Linked DNA regions of Mus musculus: region 2 is linked to region 1. The links are chromatin loops, found by intact Hi-C in ENCODE. Cell type or tissue: gastrocnemius. All regions are shown on one strand.

Region 1 (8,000 bases):
CTTCATAGAATGAACTGGGTAGTGTTCCTTCTGTTTCTATGTTGTGGAATAGTTTGAAGAGAATTGTTATTAGGTCTTCTTTGAAGGTCTGATAGAATTCTGCATTAAAACCATCTGGTCCTGGGCTTTTTATGGTTGGGAGACTTTTAATGACTGTGGCTATTTCTCTAGGGGTTATGGGACTGTTTAGATGGTTTAGAGCTCAGAGGGACAAGTAGGTGGGATATCCACTTTTCTATTATAACTTAAAGGGTTAAGTGGTGTTGACAATCTCACTAGATAAGTGGCAAAGCCAATGGAAACCACAAAAATATACTTTGGTATCCTAAAAAAAAAAATCTGTTCTCATTCAAGCATACCTAGTATTACTTTGTGAACACTTCATGTCATAAACCCATATATTTCAGGAAATTAATGTGCACCTAAGCCATTATCATTTCACTGTTACATAATAGAAGATTTTTCTGTCTACTGTAAATGGGCAGAATTCAACATACTTTTCTTCCTTCTGGAAACACCGTGGCTTGCTACTGAGGGGCTTTTAGTAGCCACCTGGGGACACTGAAGCTCCTGGACACACACTTCTGCTTCTTCTGTCGAGTTTTCTGGTGACTGATGACTTGATTCTGACACACTTGTAAAAGTGCTATCCTCCAAACAGGCCACTTCCAGAGTAGGCTCATTGTCTTTTGTACATTTTTCGTCTTTTTTGGATCTATTAGTAACTTTCTGGTGTCTTCTGGAGAACTCGGTCAGCGACTCCAGGGCACTTGCAAAGCTTGAGTGGTGCTGAATCTGCTGCCTCACCCATTTAGAAAGTCCTGAAACAGCAGGTCCAAGGGGGACACTCGTTACTCAGTTACCAAAACATTCATGTAGTAAAGACGAACTTTACCTTTTCTAGTGAAACAACCTCATTTGCATTTCAACATATGGAATAGCTTCCAATCTTTTGATATGATATTTTTCATGCACAAGAGTTATGAAGGGATTATAGCCTGATAAATAAATCATTAGTTTCAAAGTATTGAAAGTTGAAAATGCAGGCAGTGTTCGTAAGCCACAGTCGGAGCTTAACCACACAGTGCACTGCAGAGCACCAGCTGTTTGCTGCTGTGATCAAGGGACACACGGCGACCTGCAGCTCATTGCTGGTGCTGGCATCTCAGGACACACTGATCACCAGCCAGAAAAAGGGCTAACCGCTCTGAAGTGCCCTTACTTCTGAATGTGTGTTATTTTCACAGTACTGCAAAGCTGAATCACTGTAGATTGGGAATTGTCTGTACTGCTCAGGTGAGGACAGCTGGGGAACATGACACATTTAGTCCTATCAGAACTGGGTCGGCAATATGACTCTGTATAAGTTCTGTGCAAGCCCGGTAGCCTGAGTTCAACCCCTGGAACCCATGTAAGGACAGAAAAGAACCGACTCTACCAAGTTGTGCCCTGGCATCCACACATGTAGCATGGCACCCTCACTAACACTACACCATTCATGCTCCTAAACAGTAATGATGAGCAGAATAAAAGTTCAAACCCCTCAAATTCTGCCTATCAATACCATGCAGGGTAAGCAGTTGTAAGTAACACAACTTTCCATGTCATCTATCAAAATTTGGTTTCTTTTCTAGAAATGAATTCCAGATGCCAGTCTCAAAGCTTATTTTTTGTTTGTTTGTTTGGTTTTTTCTTCTTTTTTTGTCCTTTCTTCTACTCACTCCTTAAACTACTGTGGAAGTGAAGAAGCAACACTGTCCTGGAAAAATCATGTCTATGTACACTGTTATTTATTTACCCAATAGTGAATGAAAGAGATATGACTTGATCAGGGATGTTATAATGGTATCTATAAGATATAGAGTGAACCATATTAAGAGCTTAAGGTGTTTTGTAGTGTGGTTAGTTTTACACCAAAATAAAAATTATTTGGATTAAAAAAAATGCCCAGATTATCATAAAATAAATGTTCCTTGGATAATGCTAAAAAAAAAGGCACTGCCTTTTTAACAATTAGGCTTCTAAAATCTATCTGTCTGTCTGTCTGTCTGTCTATTCACATGTGCTATTCACATGTGCTATACACATGTGCTATACACATGTGAATGTGGCTAGTGTGCTCATGAAGGTCCAAGGCGGTTGGGTTTTTGAAACAAGGTCTCTCCTCACTGAACCTTGAGGTCACAGTTTTGGCTACATTGGTTAGCCAAGCAAGTCCCCAAGATCTGCTCATCCCCTTCCCTGCTCTGTCTCACAACTGTGCACAACTGAAGCTGGCTTTTACACGTGTGCTGAGAATCCGCACCCTCGCTCCACAGGCTTGAACAGCAAGCATGTTATCCACTGAGCCATCTCCCTGGCCCTGCAACAAATTGCTTAAAACGTCACCATGGGTTTATAAACTTCAGAAAGATAAAACAAGGCCCCATGTAACCTAAATTACTATATTGTAATCTCAAGTATATTTCTTTTTTTAAAAATTATTTATTTATGTACATGAGTGCTCTGCCCTCCTGTATGTCTGAAAGACAGAACAGGGAGGGCATCAGATCCCATTACAGATGGTTCTGAGCCACCATGTGGGTGCTGGGATTTGAACTCAGGACCTCTGGAAGAGCAACCAGTGCTCTTAACCGCTGAGCCATCTCTCTAGTCCTTATGTGTATTTGTGTTCTTAGAACAGAATTTTTCTGAGTTATCTATTTATGAAAACTGAATTTAAACAAAATTTGCCATTAAATTTATTTATCATGTTAATATTACTAAACTATGAAAACACTTTATAATTTATGAATGTCTAAAAAAGAAATTAAAATAATCTAGAAATTGGGAAAGATTTGATTCTAAAACATTAACAAATCTGAGCTATGAAATAAAAATGCGAGTATTTTTAAAAAAGCATTCACATTAACTTTATTTTGAAAAAATGATATAAAATGAAAATGTGAAATTCTCTGAAACTGGAAAATTTTAGTACTATAGTTTCTTCATTTTGACCTTTTTATAATCAAAGACAGTCTTTTCAGCACAAGCTAGCTTTGCTGGTCTCTGAACACTTGCAGAGTCTGAGCTCCACCTACTGACTAAGCACGAGTACTTTGTGTTTCTCTTCTTATGCTTAGTCTGAGGTGCTGCTTTGGTTAAGACACAAAACAGGAGGGAAAAAAAACCCTAAAAGCACCACAGCTCCGACAACAGCGCGTTTCTGACGTCGACTGAAAGACTGTCACAGCTGGATGAAAACCATGGGCATGGAATATCGGTTAAGTAACACCCGCTTCTCTGCCCGTATGCTCTGTATCTCCCTCTAGGAAATACTTGCTCTGATTAACATGAACTTCATTTCCTGTGTATGGTATATGTGTGTGCACAACTGCATGTATGACTATATATGTGGACACTGGAGATTGTTCTCCATTTTATGTTTTTGAGACAGGGTCTCTCCCTGAATCAAAAGCTTCCCAGTTTGGTTATCTCGCATGGCCATCAAGCGCTAGGCTGTAGCAATCTGCCTGCCTCTTTCCCTGCAGCACAGAAGTTTCAGAAGTGTCCCCTGCATCAGGCTTTTATGTGGGTGCTGGAGACTTAAACTCTGGTGCTAAAGTGCATTACAAGCACTTACCAACTGAGCTATCTCCCTAGCCTCTAAGTCAACTTCTGAATAATGGAACATATTTAAAGAAACAAGCAAATAAATATAATAGAAAACTTGGAAAAAAATCAATCAAGAAACCAAAAGAGATGTACTTACATAAATGAAAAAATTTAGAATTTTTTGAACAATTCATTTTTGAGGAAGAATCTTTTCTTTGACAATGGTAAACAAAATATTGCTACATTAAATTATATATCACATTTTATAAGCTGAAAAATAATAATTGGTTTAATAGTTGATGACTCTAAAAGTTCAAAGATTAGTCTTCCAGTTAGTGGGAATTATACATGTTTGATCTCGTGATTCAATGCTCACTCCAACTATTAATCTTTAAAAATGAAGCTATAGAGGTCTGGAGAGACGGCTCAGTCAATACAGTGCTTCCTGACAAATGCAGAGACCTGAATGTGGTCCTCAGAACTCATATAACAAAGCTGGAAGTGATGGCACACACTTGTAATTCCAGTGCTGGGGACGTGGAAACAGGCAGATCCCTGGCACGCGGTGGCTGGCTAGTCTAGCCTGATGAGCAAGCCCCGGGCCAGTGAAAGAAATCCTATTTCAAAATCAAGCTGATGGCTTCTGAGAAACCACAGCTGAGGCATGTGCATTTGTATCCCCATACACATGTGCATTTGTATCCCCATGTACATGCACCTACTCACGCACGCAAGTAATAAAAATAGAAGCCATAAAATACAAAAGATTTATGATGGCAGAACAGGAAACCCCAGATCCCACGTTCCTCCTATGGATTCAATAATTCATGGACTAAATCCCTTTATGAGAAATCCAGAAACAAGTTAAAAAGTTCTGGAACCCAGGCTAGTGCAAAACCAGCTGCATCAACACAAGCAGGAAAATGTATGGAACCTTCTCACCATAGCCCCTCTCCTGGAACAGAGCCAGGAGGCTAGGAGTGACGTCCCTGGGAAGAAGACTGGACGAGCCCCAAAGTTCTGAAGCGTTTGCTTCTGTTCTGTCTTGAAATGCTGACATGAACAGGCAGACTCAGGCCTGGAGACAACTAAGAACAAAAGAGCTGACAGCAGGCGGCTGCTCCAGAACGACAGTATAGGAGACAGGCTGTCCAGCCCAGCAGTACCTCAGGAAAGAGACTGGTGTATCAGGGATGCTGGCTTTTAGAGAACTGCCTAGGACTAGATGGTCGTAGTCATTAGGGAGCACAGACAGTACATAACACAGAGGCCACTGAGAACAAAGGAGTTGGTTGGGGAGCACGCTGCTGCTTAAGAGGCCTCACAACACAAGAGGCAGACAAGCATGTACAAGAGGTTCTGATATCCAGGGAGATGAAAAGGGCTAAGAAGCCGGGCAGTGGTGGCGCACGCCTTGGATCCCAGCACTCGGGAGGCAGAGGCAGGTGGATTTCTGAGTTCAAGGCCAACCTGGTTTACAGAGTGAGTTCCAGGACAGCCAGGGCTACACAGAGAAACCCTGTCTCAAAGAAAGAAAGAAAGAAAGGAAGGAAGGAAGAGAAGAGAAGGAAGAGAAGAGAAAGAAGAGAAGAGAAGAGAAGAGAAGAGAAGAGAAGAGAAGAGAAGAGAAGAGAAGAGAAGAGAAGAGAAGAGAAGAGAAGAGAAGAGGGCTAAGAAACTAGTCATCTGATCAGGCATGCACACAGGCGAGTCCAGAGACAGTAGATCCAAACAAAAGATCCAAGGGCTACTACTAGATGCCTAGCGGGGCTGATGAGTGAAGGTCTTTCTGTGTGAAGCTGGTGGATTAAGAACTGAGAGGTGGCTGACTGTTTTTAATCAAAAGTGAAGAGACCAATACAACATTACAAAGACACATGGGCATAGCTCCATTACAGGAGCAAGCTACCCATGAAAAGGATGAGAGGAGGGAGGGAGTTAGAGAGAGCACGTGAGAATTAATCATCACAGAGACGGAGAGAGAAAAAAGCAGCAGAGGAGAGCACGTACTTCGGGACTCTTGGGAAAGGTGTAACAGTTAGAAGTCCATTTATAGCAAGATGAAAGGATCAGGAATTTGAGTCTAACAACCTTGACTTGTAAACCCATAGGTTTACAGCCAGTCTAAGCTGTGTGAAGCCCTCAAAGCAAAGCAAAGCAAAGCAAAGCAAAGCAAAGCAAAGCAAAGCAAAGCAAAGCAAAGCAAAGCAAAGCAAAGCAAAACACACGTACATGCCTTTAATGAGAACATTCTAGATGTAGAGGTAAATAGATCTCTGAGTTTGAGTCCAGCCTGGTCTACATAGTGAATTCTAGGCCAGCTTGGGCGGTAGAGTAAGAGGCTGTCTCAAAACAACAAAAACAAAACAGTTTAGTGAGGCAAAATGGCTTCGTGCTTGTAATGCCAGTACTTGGAAAGCCACGGTAGACAAACTGCCACAAGTCCAGGGCCACCTTGGAGTACACACCGAGTTCTAGGCCAGCTTGGTACACAGAGTAAGGCTCTCTCTTAAAAGGAGCAATAAAATAAAATATAATCAAATTGTCTAAGGACAAAGCAAAAGAAAACTTAAAAGCAGCATGAGAAAAGCAAGTAAGCTTCCAAAGACTGCCTCGATTTCCCAGGAGAAAGATCACAGGCTACAAGGGAAGGACATGACACATTCAAAGTGCTGGAAAGAAAAGCTCTAACCACTGACTAGCAACGCTGTATCTGACAAAACTGTCCATCAAACTGCAGGTGAGATAAAGGCCTTCCCAGATTAACAAAGGCTGAGAGAGTTCATGACTAGATCTTCTTCTTAACTGGTAAAAGAAACACAGTCGTGCATTCAAGTACAGCTTGCCAATGAAGGTAAATGTAGGTGGTTAGCAAATACCTAAGTATAGTAATGACACCTCCTCCCCCTGAACCCAGGACCCATTTATGCTAGGTAAATAGTTGACCATTGAGCTATATCCAAGCATCACAAATCACTCAATTTTGGCACAGAATCTAAAAGTATAAAAAATAATTAGTATAAAATATATAGATATATACATAATTTTAAAAGGGGGAATTTGTTCTTTCTTTCTTTCTTTCTTTCTTTCTTTCTTTCTTTCTTTCTGTCTGTCTGTCTGTCTGTCTGTGTCTATCTGTCTTGTCCTTCCTTCCTTCCTTCTTTCCTTCCTTCCCTTTTTTCCCCTTTCTCAAGACAGGATTTCTCTGTATAGCCCTGACTGTCCTGGATCTCACTCAGTAAAGTAGGCTAGCCTCAAACTCAGAGATCCTCCTGCCTCTATTTCCTGAATGCTGAAATTAAAGGCGTGCCCCACCACTGTCCATCTAAAAGGGATGATTTTCAACTTTAAAATAAACATTGGTGAAAGGGAAGTAAATTTTTGGGTTGGGGAGATGGTTCAGTGGGTAAACACACTTACCATACAACAGTGAGGAACTGAGTTTTAATTCTCAGAACCCATGTGAAAAGCAGATGAGCAATCCCTGTACTCCTACAGCAATAATGGCAGGCAGAGATAGGAGAATCCCCTGGAGTCCTTGGTCCAGCTAAACTGGTGCACACAGTGGGATAATGGAGACCTTGCTTTAAACAAGGTAGAGGTGAGAACAGATATCCCAGGGTGTACTCTAACCTCTACACATGCATGTCATGTGAGTGCCCACATTCACACAGGAACACATCACCCTCCTCCATACACACTGTACACACATACACACAAATGTTTAGTAGAGTGGCAAGTGTTGTGTAGCATTTTCCTCTGAGATAAAAACCTTCCATCTTAGAGGGAAGCTCACTAACATACAGAAATGTTCTAAAACAATGGTTCTCAACCTTCCCTTTAACATAGTTCCTAATGTTGTGGTGACCCCCAACCATAAAAATATTCTCAGTGCTATTGTTATGAATTGTAAATACCTGATGTGCAGGGTTATCTGATATTCGACCCCTGCAAAAGGGTCTTTGGACCCCCAAAGTGCCCCACAGGTTGAGGACCACTGTTTTAAAGAGAGGTAAAGCATTCCTATCTACTCTAGAAGCAGAGCTCAAAGGCTTCTGAAGTTCCCAAAACTGACTGGATATACCAGTTTCCTCCTCCTCCAAGTGTATATAAGCAGTAACAACTATTGAAAAATACTCTCAGACCAGGCAAGCTGCCTGGAAGGGGCAGAGACTGCCTGAGCTGCCCAAAGAGACAGATTCCAGCCAATCAGCTTGGAAGAGGTTCAGACCAACTGAGCCACCTGGAAAATGTATTCTGCAGTCTGTTGAGTGCCTGCAGGCTGAGCAGTGAGCCTGGTTTCCAGCCTTTGTGAACTATCACCCATGCAGGGGTGGGCTTTTGGTGAGGCAGCAGTCTTTGGGTCATTCCCACTCCTGTAAATAACCTAAGTAAACCCTGTGGCT
Region 2 (8,000 bases), 220 kb before region 1:
GAGTTTCTTTTAGGCTCCCTTGGGGTGCGTGTCTGTCCATCGGGTTTGATGGGCTAAGGACCCCGAACTCACTTGGCTGCTCCGGACTCGGGAGCCTTCCCAGGTCCCAGGCCTCAGGAACTCCCCACGTTCCCACGAGATGGCGCTCCAGGACAGGGCCCGGTCAAGCAGCCGGCCAGCACTCCCTGCCAGAGCCCAAGGTGCAGTGAGTCCAGAGAAATGGGCACGGAGAGGGATCTCAGATCCACTGTAGGTCCAGGCCCAGGGACTTGAGTGGGCTGCCGACTGCGGGCACCGACGAGGGAGCTCAAAACTTAATGTGGGTTTTTCTCTTGGAGCTGCCCTGCAGTGCCAGCTCCTAGAAGCTATGGTCTTCGATGTGCCTGGCTGGACTCAGATTCTTCTTGGGACAGGGAAGGCGCTTGCCTCTGGCTTTCCTGGCCTCTTGGAAACACAGTCAGGGCTGGGATCTATGAGCACTGGAAAACACGCCTCTGGCCCTTTTGGAGTGTGAAGCTCCACTGAACCATGCAAGCTTGGGTGTAAGTGTTGGCTAAGACATTCCTCAGCTCCTACCTCCACCTCCTCAGCTCCTCAAGGTCACACGAAGAGACTGTTAGGTATGCACCAGGGACCAGTGCACTTGAGGACCAAGGGTTAAATCTTACAAGACAACCAAAGGTCTTGAGGAGGCTTTGGGTCTTCAGTAGTTCCCGAAGATGCTAAGTAAGAAGGACTCAGAAGTGAGCCACCAGAGTTTGAGTCAGGTTTGAGTCGGATGCTCGTGGGTAAAGAGGGGAAACCTGATCACTAACAAATGGCACACTCAGAGTGGGGAAAATTTGGGGGAGCTAAGTACCAAAGATGCCAGCAGCTCGACAAACGGGCAGAATAAGTCTACATACGCTTTTTAAGAGCACACGGATAGAAACCTGCCCAGTTCCCATCAGTCTTGCATCTCTTCCTTAGCCAGCAACTTGTTGCCTCCCCCCAGCCAGAGTCTCGGCACCTTCAAGGCATACCAGAGGATAGGATGAGACCTTTGGTAATCTAACAGTCACTTGATGCCCATCTATTGCAAAGCAGATGTTCAGTAGGAAAACTGAATGAGAAGTTCAAAGCCAACCTTTGCCTCTAGCCATGAGATCCTGAACAGTACGACTCTCTTTTCTGAGCTCCAGGATCCCGGTTGGCAAAGTAAATGGTGTGGACCAAACCCAAAGTGATATGTGAGAGACTAGTTGAAACGTTCCCCTCCCCGACATCAAAGGCTCCTGAACAAGGACCTAACCCTTGAGGAACCTGGGCCTGAGACATAGGCAGAGCCACTCACAGACCTTGGGAACTTTGACTGTTGCTAAGCTTCTTGGACTGGGGTCAGGATTGGTGGCCTGGATGAATTCCCGATTAGGAAATAGCATTCCAGGTTCTGAAACCCTCGGGGAACCAGCTGGCTCCAGCTGCCTCCAGTCCCTGTGGGATGTGGCTGTCACAGTTCAACCTTCCCACCAAGCACAGTTGGGAGGGGGCACATCCTATGGGTTGTGAGGTGACTCTGGCCTCCAGCACCATGGGGTTGCTGACAGACTGAATGCAGGTTCTCCCCAAGGAGAGAAAACGGTACCAGTGGAGGGTCTTCTGAGGCCCCTTCCTAAAGGGTATCCCCTAGATCTGGGCTATTTACATGGGCTCAATCCTTCCCTGAACTGAAGGCTTGATGGTATTCAGAGTACTTTCTCATGAGGGCTCGCTCTCAGTGAAGGCTAAGTCAGGGGCAGTATAGTGACCATGAACCGCGGAGGATGACATTGGGGTTCAGAGAAATGAAGGGTTCCAGGATTTCCAGTAAATAAAGGAAAAGGCTCTTTCACAATTCAGTGAGCAGGGCCCTTGGCAGCAGCAGCTAATGAGGTGATGGTGGGTATAAGTCAGGCTCCCAGCTGGGAAGGGACAAAAGGGCTGGGTGCATGACCTCTGCTGACTGCCGGATGCTGAGCCCTGGTGTCCTGGCCAGGGTCTGGCTGTGGGAGAAGTAGCCTGATTTAGAGACAAGCCCAGGAGACCAAGATGGCTGCTGGCTTCACATCAGTCTAGCAGGGGAACGTAGCCACGGCCCGTCTTCACTCTTGTTTTTATTTCTTGAGAACAGGATGTCCTCTGGCTCCATGGCAGCTGCTCCTCAGCTTGACAAGAGGAGCTGTGGGCCACCACCCCATGCCAAACACATTTCCTTCTCATTCTTGGAATGGGAACTTCCGTTCCAGAGAGAAAAACCAAGGCTTAGACCTGTTCCGGTTGAAGAGAGGTCACAGAATCTTCCCAAGCCAGTGTTCTTTCCCAGAGCCTCGAGGGTTCCTGCTCTGTGGTCTCTGGACATGAGAGATGCCATTGGGTAATTTTTATCTAGTCGCAGAGCACATGCACAGTCCTTCCTTCTTGTCCCCACCCAGGGTCTTCCTCCCTTCTCAGAGCAGCTGTGTCTGCCCTTAGGCTTTCTGGGTTTGCCCATAAGATTGCTGGTCGCATCACTGATATCCTGTGCAATAGACACCTCTTAGGTCATCCCTCACCCATCCCCCACACCACCACAGTCACCTGTGCACACAGGCGCGTGGAGAGACCGCATGCACACCAATAGCCATAAGTATATATCTGTACAGGTGCCCCTTCCCGCTGGACCACGTGCAAACACAGTCTTGTTTGCATACACTTAGGCATAGAGGAAGCAGAGACAGGAAAGGACAGGGTTTGAGGTTAGTTGTGTGTGGTGCCTCATGCCAGTAATCCCAGCATTTAGGAGGCTGAGGCAGGAGGACTGCCAATAGATGAAAGCCTGGTTACTCGGTGACATTCCTGGTTATACTGGTTACACAGTGACATTCCTATCTCGAAGAACAAACTCCCTCTTCCAACAACAACAACAATACACACACACACACACACACACACACACACACACAGAGAGAGAGAGAGAGAGAGAGAGAGAGAGAGACCGGGGCGGGGGGGGGGAGCACTGGGCTACCCTGTACAATATAATGATATCCTGTCTTAAAGACAGACAGGTGGGCTCTCTCCTGCCCCTGCCTTCTGGGGCTCAGTCTTTTCTACCAGACCCCATGTCTGCCATGTCTCCTCTGGGGAGGGTAGATATTTCATCAAATCTCTGTGACCTACAAGGTCATTGACTTCCTTAAGGCATAGTTGGCATGGTTGGTGTTTCTTTTTTTTTTTTTTTTTTTTGTTTTCTATTTTTTTTTTAAAGATTTACTTACTTATTATGTGTAAGAACACTGTAGCCATCTTCAGACACTCCAGGAGTCAGATTTGTTACGAGGGATGGTTGTGAGCCACCATGTGGTTGCTGGGATTTGAACTCAGGACCGTTGGAAGAGCAGTCGGTGCTCTTACCCGCTGAGCCATCTTTCCAGCCCAAGTTGGTGTTTCTTTTGCTCATTGCTCGGACCCCAGACTGAAAACTGCTCAAACAAAGAAGAGGGCTACAGAAAGCATTCGAAGAAGAAATGAATGAGTGAATGAACCAATGAATGAATTTTACCATCTGGAAGCAGGGCCTACAGGACAGTCCTGCTCAAGCCCTGGACCAAAGGTCGTCTTCCAAGCCCACTTGGAGTAAGTTGTAGAGAATTCCTGTTGGCCTTCAGCTTCAGTCCTAGCCAGACAAGGCCTCCTCAGAACCAAGGCTCAGGTTGGGTGATTGCGCGTGAGTGTGCATGCGTGCGCGCGCACGTGGGAATAAGTGTCTTCCCAGAGGACGTCTTTTTGCTATAGAAGGTTCCAGGCTATCTACATGTACGACTAGCCTTTCAACTGTGCTCTCCGGCAAGGCTGATAATTCTTTGTCCCCTGGGAGTTTGGTACCCTATGTGTTTTGGAGCAAAAACTTTGCTCCTGCCACCCAGGGCATGTGTCTTTGCAGGCCACCTTTGGGAAGCTTCCCTGCTGTCTGCTGGTTAAGCCTTCCCTGCATATCCTGAGATGAGGAAGCCCTTCAAAGGCTATAGAATTTTCAGGGTGGTCCCGGCCCTTTAGCCTAGCAATGGGGTCCTTGTGGGTCCTGCCTACTCCCAGAACCGTGTTCCAGGCTCTGCTCTAGCCTACTCTTAGTGACCTTGTCTCAGGGCCTTCTTCTGCAAAGTGCTGGGCTGTCTTCCTTCAAAACTGGGCCCTCTGGTTCCTCCAGGGTTGTTCTGGTCACCTTTGTTCTGAGCTGGATGGATACCTAGCACAATGTTTTGCAGATAGCTGTCATTGACTGTGTCATTTTACCATCCCCAGTTACTTCAGCAGAGATCACATTAGATCAGGCGATTCTGTGTATAATGCCTGGGGGCGCACTGCCTCTCGTGAAGGGCAAGCCAGCGTGGAAGACTCGGGGACAAAATCTAGGAGTTAATAAATTCCTCGCCACCTCCCCGGAGGAAGGTTACGAGTGTTAGTGCGTGTGCGCCTGCGCCGGCTGGCGGAACTCTTCTTTCTCCTGAACTCTGGCTCAGACCGATGTGTTCCTTTGCCAGTGGGTGAAATGACCTGCTTGGATCGGTAACGCCAGCCGTTAAAAACAATGGCTCTTTCCGACCACTAGGTGGGGATCTAGGGTCGTCCAGACAGTCGCTATCTGTCTTGTCACAGGCAAAAACCAAGGTTTCCTTGCCTTCTCTGGTCTGGCCCTCTCTAGGTGCCTCCCTCCACATTCTGCTTAGCAGTGCTGCAGGACGTGACTAAGTGCACGGGCCTTGTGCGGCAGCCAGTGAGCCCCTGGTTCAAATCCCTTCCTCCTCCTCCTCCTCCTCCTCCTCCTCCTCCTTTTCTTTCTTTCTTTCTTTCTTTCTTTCTTTCTTTCTTTCTTTCTTTCTTTCTTTCCTTCCTTCCTTCCTTCCTTCCTTCCTTCCTTCCTTCCTTCCTTCCTTCTCTCTCTCTCTCTCTCTCTCTCTCTCTCTTTCTCTCTCTCTTTCTTTCTTTCTTTCTCTCTTTCTCCCTCTCCCTCTCTCTCCCTCTCTCTCCTTCCTTTCTTTTTTCTTTTCTTTTTTTTTCTTTTCTTTCTTTTTTTTTGGGGGGGGGGGGATAAGGTCTGCTTATGTAACTCTGGTTGTCCAGGAATTGTAGATCAGGCTGACCTTGAACTCACAGAGATCCTCCTGTCTCTGTCTCTTAAGTGATGGGACTAACACCACACCCAACTTGTGTCTTAACTGTCTTGAGCCTCAAAAAGTGTTCTTGTCTGGGAATAGACTATATCTCCTTAGTTTGAAGAGGGCCAATGGAGAAGTCTGCTAGGGTGTAGATAGTGAAGCAACCACTTGGCTTCATCAGGATGCTGTGTCCTTCGGCTGTGGGGCAGACAGCTAAGTCTGAGAGATCTCTGTGCTGTTCCCTGCAGTGTCCCAGGTGTACCCGGTCCTCCACTGTCACCTTCACAGGGCAGCTGTCTTTCTGCTGGGCTCAACCTCTGGATGGCCTGTGTCCTTTTCTGTGCCCTGCACTCCCTGCGGACCTTTTTTGGAACCTTCCTATCCTATCCTGTCCTTTGCTGGGGCACACTGACCTATCAACAACCCAGTTCTCCAGGTCTTGCTGATAAAGGGATCCCTTCTCTTCATTGATATATGTTCTTTCCAGGTGCTCGCCTTCTGGCTCCCACCAGTGCCCATGGCGATCAGACTCTTGTCTGGGTTCCTGACAACATTCTAGAAGCTCAGAATGTTTCTAGGCCCTCTCCCACTGCCAGGGCAATGGTTCTCTGTGATACCCTGGGCCAGTGCTCGGGTCTCTCCTTCTCCCTATTCCAGGCAGGGAAAACCCAGATCCAGGGGGGTTCTATAAAGGGTGACTCGAGGGAAGTGGTGGTAGTGTTGGGGAACAGGGAAGGCCCCTGGGATTGTTCCTTCATGTCGGGTGTCCTTGATGAAGACTCAGGCTCACGTACATCTAAGTGGAAGGATTCATGTGCCTGCCTCACCCAGAGGCAGCCCCTTTTCCATGGTTCTCTATTCCCATGGTAACAGGCTGGCTGTGTATTACCACCACCAAAGGACCACCATAGGCCCTGATGCAGCTACACCAAGAGTGCACATTCTCTCCCAGAGGCCCTTTTCTTTCCTATGCTTTTTTTTTTTTTTTTAAAGCTTGTAAGAAGATTTTTGTTTTGTTTTTGGTGTATGTATGCAGGAACCCTTCAGGAGTTAATCTGCATGTACCACAGACATGCAGGAGCCTGAGGAGGCCAGAAGGGGGCGTCAGAGCCGCTAAAGCTTCGGAGTGTTTGCAGATGGTGTGTGTGAGCAGCCGTGTGGGTACTGGGCAGGGAACCTGGGTCTTCCCCACTGAGCCATCTCTCCACCCCCTGGGATTCGCTTCCTGGGAGGAACCACTGTGATTTTTCCAACCCTGCACTTCCTGATCCTGCCAGGAATGCACACTCCTCCTTGGTCCCCGCTTTGTCTCTTGGGGATGGTGTCCTTGATCATCACTTCAGCATCTGCATGCCTGCCCTGCCTTCCGGTTTAGTCATGTTGTGCTCTATTTGCTTGTTTGCACGCCTCCCCCACCACAACGCTAGCATTACTTTGTCTACTCATGTGACAGAGCTTGGTACATAGTAAGTGCTCAGTAAGGTGGCAGAGAAGGGTCCCAAATGCACTTCAGCTTTACCTCTTTCTGTTGAAGACTTGGTCTTCTTCAGACACCTGGCATCGAGAGCCATGTGGCCAGAGGGATGCTGGCCTTTTCCATGTCATGCACCAGGACAGAAAGTCCCAGCTATTGAGACGATCCAGGGCATCATTCACACCCCTGGGAGGAGTGGCTGGGAGGAGGAGTGGCTGGGAGGGGGAGTGGCCTGCAGAGGGCTGGGGGCCCAGCCACATCTGTCCTGGGCTCTGACCTTCATGCCTTCTCCTTCATGCCTTCTTTTCTGTTTTGGTATCACTCTCTCCAACCCCAGATGAGCCTCTCGGGACAGGGAGTCTGGCTGCAGACAGTTGGGAGCTATGGAACTCAGCTGAAGGGCTGAGAGGGAAGGGGATCTCTCTCTAGCCCCACCTTGACAATCCCAGAGCGATGGCCCCTCTGTAGTCACATGCCTACATCCCACCTACTTCCACACAAACAACCCCCTATCCATCACTGCGGTCAGGGATGGCTATGCCACAAAGCCAGGTTTGGTCAGAGCCAGATATTCCACAGTGTCACTAGAGAGATATACTGGTCACAGGGGTGGGTGGATTCCTGGTCATCAAAGCCCAACTCAAATGAACCTAAGTCAAAAGTGGAATGTGTTCTTCTACATGAATGAGAAAAGCAAGAGTATATATATATCTATATATATATGTGTGTGTGTGTGTGTGTGTGTGTGTGTGTGTATACACACATATACATACACATACATATACATACATATACAAACACACACACATATATACTTGGTTTTCAGGCACATTCTCATGGGGTGAGAAAGTCCCCTGCTCTCTGTGAATAGAACAAATCACTTGAGGACTTGTTGGCCCCAGTGAGGGTCATATATTCCCTTGAGAGACAGGAAAATTGGTCAGGCTGGGTCATCTATCCACCCTTCAGGCAAGAGGCTGAGAAACAGGCTGTGGGGGGTTGGCTGCCAGAGCAGGGAAGGGACAGACAGATGGCATATGGCCATCTCTAGCTGGCCTGAATTTTCTTCTCCAGGCCTGGAGAATGTAGTACAAAGAGCTAGGTCACTTGCTGAGGCACAGAGTGACGGAACCTTAAATGCAGGTCCACCGGCTCCTCCCAGAACTCTGCCTTGCTTGCCTTTACTTCTATTCATTTATTATATTTTATTTTAAGGAGACATTTACATTTAAATACATTTATAATGTCATATTTTAAGGAGAGAGGGGTTTGTTTTGGCCCGCACTTTAAGAAGGAACGCAGTCACTCATGGTGGGGAAGGCCTGGCAGCCTGAGTGTGAAGCGGCCGATCACACGCATCTGCAGTCAGGAAGCAG

What was found. Hi-C counts contacts between places; a loop is a spot of excess contacts. Peaks named below come from ENCODE experiments on the same cell type or tissue, not always from the same donor. Only the 100,000 strongest peaks of a DNase experiment are listed, where the experiment ranks them.
Region 2: a loop joins it to region 1, with 2.7 times the contacts of the local background. A loop is called at or near these places in 18 of 42 quality-filtered maps.

What each region holds. Positions count from the first base shown.
Region 1 is chr11:86,064,281-86,072,280 of GRCm38, forward strand. It overlaps Brip1 (BRCA1 interacting protein C-terminal helicase 1), which reads right to left. Exons shown (of 20, transcript NM_178309.2): 19 at 498-821. Among named protein-coding and RNA genes, the nearest start is that of Gm20759, 44 kb to the left of the region's middle. In gastrocnemius, a CTCF peak has its summit at 3,076 (motif pointing left); DNase peaks (open chromatin) are centred at 4,613 and 7,814.
Region 2 is chr11:85,844,674-85,852,673 of GRCm38, forward strand. No RefSeq gene overlaps it. Among named protein-coding and RNA genes, the nearest start is that of Tbx2, 16 kb to the left of the region's middle. In gastrocnemius, CTCF peaks have their summits at 136 (motif pointing right), 4,600 and 6,241 (motif pointing right); DNase peaks (open chromatin) are centred at 144, 4,585 and 7,638; H3K4me3 peaks cover 1,148 bases; H3K27ac peaks cover 3,212 bases.